2 separate regions of the Mus musculus genome follow, and region 1 is linked to region 2. The links are chromatin loops, found by intact Hi-C in ENCODE. Cell type or tissue: left cerebral cortex. All regions are shown on one strand. Links, peaks and the distances in the headings refer to the core of each region. The heading gives the core; the rest is flanking DNA. Region 1 has its middle 42 kb from the start of Gm38926. Region 2 holds the start of Kras (Kirsten rat sarcoma viral oncogene homolog).

The links. Peaks named below come from ENCODE experiments on the same cell type or tissue, not always from the same donor. Only the 100,000 strongest peaks of a DNase experiment are listed, where the experiment ranks them.
Region 1: it touches region 2 in a loop (4-fold over the local background); 8 of 42 quality-filtered maps call a loop at or near these places.

The regions. Positions count from the first base shown.
Region 1 is chr6:145,305,239-145,308,147 of GRCm38, forward strand. No RefSeq gene overlaps it. Among named protein-coding and RNA genes, the nearest start is that of Gm38926, 42 kb to the right of the region's middle. In left cerebral cortex, for the core only: no CTCF peak of the experiment used is centred there; DNase peaks (open chromatin) are centred at 1,667 and 2,167; H3K27ac peaks cover 1,423 bases.
Region 2 is chr6:145,248,463-145,251,371 of GRCm38, forward strand. It overlaps Kras (Kirsten rat sarcoma viral oncogene homolog), which reads right to left and starts at 1,769. Exons shown (of 5, transcript NM_021284.6): 1 at 1,587-1,769. It overlaps Gm15706 (predicted gene 15706), which reads left to right and starts at 2,067. Exons shown (of 2, transcript NR_045598.2): 1 at 2,067-2,327; 2 at 2,750-2,909. In left cerebral cortex, for the core only: a CTCF peak has its summit at 1,764; DNase peaks (open chromatin) are centred at 826, 1,081, 1,882 and 2,632; H3K4me3 peaks cover 2,498 bases; H3K27ac peaks cover 1,836 bases.

The DNA.
Region 1 (2,909 bases), core at 257-2,756, 57 kb after region 2:
AGGATATTTTCTTGGGCAAATTATGCATATTTCTCACCTATGTGGAATTGAGGTTTGTGCACTTGGGTACGTCTTAAGTAGAAAGGGGACTGAGATGGAGGGGGAAATCTTGAGTGGGAGACAAAGAAGCAGGATGAGACATGTGACATAAAAGCAAAAATGGGGGGCTGGTAAGATGGCTCAGTGGGTAAGAGCACCCGACTGCTCTTCCAAAGGTCTGGAGTTCAAATCCCAGCAACCACATGGTGGCTCACAACCATCCGTAACGAGATCTGATGCCCTCTTCTGGTGTGTCTGAAGGCAGCTACAGTGTACTTACATATAATAAATAAATAAATCTTTAAAAAAAAAAAAAGCAAAAATGGGAGGGGATTGGCACCATCATGGCACAGAGGAGGGGGTGCAGTGAAGCAGAGGTAAGGGCAGGATGGTGTGTGTGTGTCTGTGTGTGTGAGCTCGTGTGTACATATGCACGTGTGAGTGTGTGTCTGTGCATGTGCATGTATATGTGCATGTAAGTATGGATGTGTATACAAGTGTGTGTCTGTCTGTTCATGTGCATGTGTCTGTGTGTGCACACGTGTGTGCCTCTCTGTGTGTACATGTATGCACATGTATGTGCATGTGTGAGTGTGTCTGTGCACATGCGTGTATATGTGCATATGTATGTAAGTATGTATGCGTGTACATGTGTGTGCACATGCACACATGCATGTACATGTGTGTGTCTGTGTGTGCATGTGTCTCTGTGCACACACATGTGTGTCCATGTATGTGCATGTGTGTATGTGTGTGTCTGTATGTGAAACTCCTCAGAGAGATCTCTCTGCTTTGTGCTAACCTGAAACATTAATAAATGAAAAAAAATTGAAAAGGTGATGGTTTCTCAAACTTTATGCTTTATGGATTTAAAAGAGACCTTTTACAAGCAAAAGTCAGCTCTGATAGCAAAGGCCTATAAGTACTTGGGAGACTAAGGTAGGTGAGTCTTGAGTTTAAAGTATTTCTGGTTACATAGTAAAAGCCTGTCTCATACAAAACCAAAAAACAAAGAGAGAGGGAGAGCAGCTAAAGGGATGGTTACATCATCATCGCCACCACCACCATCATCACCATCATCATGAAGTAAGGTTAAACACTTTAGGCCTACCCAAACTGTGAGCCCTAAGTACATTTCTTCATGAAAACATCTAGCTGAAAAAGCATTTTGGGAAGGAAGGTGTGTTTGCAGGTAACAATCTTCCTGCCTGCCCAGCACTTTCACTTCCTCCACGGTCCTTTCTTCCCCTTTCGCCTCGGCGTCCATGGTGCTGGGATTAAAGGTACAAGCCTCTGCACCCGGCTGCAGGTTATTCCTTTTGATATTTGACTATAGTTTATTATTTTGTTCAGCCAATAAATATAATGGTGTTGGGCAAAAAAAAAAAAAAAAAAAAAAAAAAAAAGGTTATCAGGGGAATAACCTCATAGTCTGCTGATGGAGAGGCCCATCAGAAAGGATGTGGACAGACTCGAGCAATGCAGGCTTCTGCTCCAGGAAGAGAAGCTGTCACCCAGCCATCTCCTCGTGGGCTCTAAATCTATACACGCAACTGAAGCCCGTGATTCAATGCCCCCACCGCTCTCCTCTATTCAAACCCTGGGAAATGCGGCTTGTGTAACAGAGTCTGGTGTCATCGTAAGCAGAAATGCAAACAGGGACAGAAACCGCATGACGTGGCTCAGCTGTCAGCTGCTGAGCCTGCGAGTTTATAGCATGCCTATTTTTATCCTCGGATGTGAATAAATGCTGAAAATTTGTTCTTTGTTTCATTCGTGAGTCTGTGCACATGTGTGTGTGTGTGTGTGTGTGTGTGTGTGTGTGTGTGTGTGTGTGTGTGTGTGTGTGTGTGTGTGTGCCTTAGATGTATTTGTCCTCACTGGCCTGGAGCTTGCTGGGTTAAGCTGGGCTGGCTGGACAGTGAGCCCTGAGGGGCTCCTCACTCCACACTGTCACACCAGCTTTTCTGTGTAGGTTCTGGGAACTGAACTCAGGATCTCAGCTTGCTACATTTTACCAGCCAAGCCTTTTCCCAGGCTCCAGTTTGCTTTGTGATGGTCACTCTGGGCGGGCAGCAACAAACGCTGATGAGGATGTGGGGAAAGAGGAACCAATATCTACTGTTGGTGGGAGAAGAAACTGCCGTAACCACTACGGGGTTCAGTATGGAGGTTCCTCACAATACTGAAAATAGAACTGTCACATGACCAGCCGCACCACTCTGGAGCACATAGCACAGATCCCTAGGTCGACACGCTACAGAAACATGTGGCCATTCACGGTTATTGCTACAGCATCTGCAAAACTCACAGACTGGAGCCTAGATATCTATCAGATGAAAGAATAGAGAAGATGTCACCCATACGCACAGTGCAACTTTATACAACCCTCAAAACAACTCGACAGTGCATTTGCTGAAAATGGATACAACTGAAGATTGTGAAAAGTGAAATAAGCCAGACTTTGGGAGACAAACATCGAGTGAGAATATATATAATGTAATATATAATATAATGTATAATATACATAATGTTATATATATAAGGGAAAATATTACTATATGTCTTAGGGTTACTACTGCTGTGATGAAACACCATGACTAAAGCAATGTGGGGAGGAAAGGGTTAATCTGACTTCCACTTCCATCTTACAGTTCATCATCAGAGGAAGTCAGGAATTCAAACAAGGCAGGAACCTGGAGGCAGGAGCTGATGCAGAGGCCATGGAGGAATGCTGCTTACTGGCTTGCTCCCCAAGCTTGCTCAGTCTGCTTGCTTACAGAATCCAGGACCACCAGCCCAGAGCAGGGGTGGCACCACTGAGGTTCCTCCTTGTGGTGGTTTGAATATGCTTGGCCCAGGGAGTGGCA
Region 2 (2,909 bases), core at 325-2,824:
CTATGAAGCACAATTAAACAGATTGTTAATGTGTAAAACAAAGCTACTCTAATTCTTTGTTCTAGAAAATTTATTATTTTTTCATTAAAAAATGAATTCATGTTACCAACAGGCACTTTATTCCTAGTTCTAAATAAACTGAAAAAATGTGTTACTTCTAATATAGTAAATATTGGCATGTTCCCCCCCTTCAAGGATTTCTGAGACCCTCAATAATTTGTTTATAGGTGCAAAGGGGTCCCACAGACTAAAATGTTGGCTAATTTAGGGTATACTGTGGACAGATATTGAATCATTTACACCGTAGCTTTTGCTGAATAAAATTTATTGTCGGGTTTTTAAAACTTAGTAATATTTAATTAAGTCCACTAGAAAAAAAAGAAGTCTTACTCAAGAAAAACCTTAAGCCTGAAAGGTTCCCCCACCCACCCACCCCCACCCCCAGTTACAAAAGGTAATAAAGGGGCTCAATTCCAACCAAAGTGGAAAAATTAAATTACTATCCGCCATCTCTTAAAACCAAGGATGCTTGTGAATAGCTACAGTTTCAAATTAAATATATGGATACCTAGCGTATCTGATGTCTATTGTCTATCACATGAGGGGTCAGCAATCAGGCCCTCGGTGGAAGAGTGACACTGGTCATTTGGTGGCAATTTCGAAGTGATTATTATGAGCAGACTTGTTCAACATTTCCTCTCAGATGATTCCTCTACGACAAACACAGCATGCCATTCTGCTTTTAAGTCCTTGCCTTGATGATCACCTTGCTTTAACGGGGCTGGCTCAGGACTTGAGCTACTACATGGGCCTAGGGGGATTTCAGAGGTCGGCCCGAATGCTACAATCAACTCTGGAGTCTGGAAGGGGCAAGGGACAAACCGCAGGACTGAGGGGAGAGGGCAGCAGGCGATTCAAACTTGACGCTGTGAGCCGAGCTGCCTGCGCTCCACTCGGGGAGAGTCCCCTGCCTCGGCTCTCGCCCTTCGTTCCCCCTGTGTTTTCACGACACAAAGCCACTCAGACTTGCCGCATTAACTTTTCTGCTTCCGTGCGGGTCGCTCGCGGGCTTTCCGCGCAGGGCGTGGGCCACCTGTTCTGCCAGCACCATCCCTACCTCCACCTCCTCCTTTGTGGCCGCGGCAATGTCACAGCCCTTACAGGCGTGGGGGAGGGGAGCGGTCGCGAACTCCGCGGCGGACGCCTTTCCCCTCCGAGAACCACGACGCCCTCCGGCCACCGGGTCCGAGCACCTCCCGCCGCGACCTCCCCCGGGGCCCCGCAGCCCGGCCAGGGGAAGCGGCGTCCCCGCACAGCCCGCGCGCCCGACAAGTTGAGCCGGGCGCGGGGCGCCAGGCGCGGATGCCGGGTGCAGCAGAGGCCGGGCGCGGAGGCCGGGCGAGCGCGGAGGGCCCGCCGCGGCCGGGAGGAGGAAGGAAAGCCGCCCCGTCCGGGAAACGGCGGCCGCCCGACCTCGGCGCCCCGCGCCCGCCGCCCCGAGCCGGCTTCATTCAGCGCCGCGGCCCCGCCCGGCCGCGCCGAGCTCCGCACCGGGCAGCGGCCCAGGAGCGCCGCCCGCGCCCTACCTCTCTCCGCGCCGCGGAGCCGCCGCGCCTCAGGCTCCCGCCGCCGCCTTCAGGCCCGCGCCGCGCTCGCTCCGGGTCCGAAATGGCGCGGGAGCGGGACTCCGGGCCGAGCCGCCGCCGCCTTCCCCTGCCGTCTCAGCCGCCGCCACAGCGCTGCCGCCTCAGCCGCCGCGGCCGCCGCCTGCCGAATCGAGCCCGGAGTGCGCGATGGGCCCGGCAGGCGGGCGGGCGGCCGCAGAGCAGGCCGATCGATGCGCTCGGTGCTCCGCGCTGCCTCGGCCGCGCGCGCGGGAGGGAGGGAAGGAGGGAGGGAGGGAGCGGCCGCAGCGCTGGGAGCCCAGGAGAGCGAGGGCGGGAAGCGGCGGCCAGGACGGGCCCGGGCGGGGGCGCGCGAGGGTGGTGCCGAGAGGGCGTCGGCCAACGCGGACCCCGACCCGGGGCTGGCGCTCCCGATAGCCCCGCCTCGCCGCTCGTTCGCACGCGGCCGCCCGCCCCGCTGCTGCTCCTCCGGGCGCGCGCGGCGCCGCCGGGGGCGGACCCCAGCCGCTGGCCTCGCGGTCCCTTGGCCGGACTGTCCGAAGCCTGCAGGCTCCCAACCCGGACCTCCTCTTTTTGTTTTGAGACAGGGTCTCTCTGTGTAGACCAGGCTGGCCTTCTGCCCGGATACCACATGGAGAGCCGCTTTGTAGGAAGTGCCCTCGCTCCACAGGACAGATCCGAGGAGACTTCTCAGGACGCCAGGTAGAAGACATTCATTCATCAGTTACCACCGCAGAGTTAAACAGGGAGGCAAATAAGCGTGCGTTCCTCTAGACCGCACTGATGCCCCTTCTAAAAAATGCCATCAGTTGAGGCCTGGAGAGCCAGGGCCCCCGCCCAAAAGACTGCCCATCCACCCACCCACCGACCGCCGTCTGTCCTCACAGCCCCATCACCAGCCACGCGTGAAACTGTTACACTAGCTCTCTGAAGTGATGTCACTCTTCTTGCACCCTACCTCTCCCTCCCAGCACCAGGTGGGAGGCCCGGGAAACAGGAGGAAGACAGGGAAAGAAAGAACGTGCCTACTCTGTGTCAAGTTAACTGCTAAATGTTTTTGCACATAGCGTATTTAATTATCACAACGCCCCCGCGAGTTAAACATCATCTCGACTATTTTACAGATGAAGGAAGAAATTTACGGAAAGGAAGAAATGGCGGCCACATTCACACTGTTAAGCTGAAGGAAAGATACTAACTCAGTATCTCAGTCTGCCTTGAGCTCCCGCGTGGCTCACAGTTCAAGAACATAAAGGCAAAATTCTAAAATTCTATGCTGCCTTT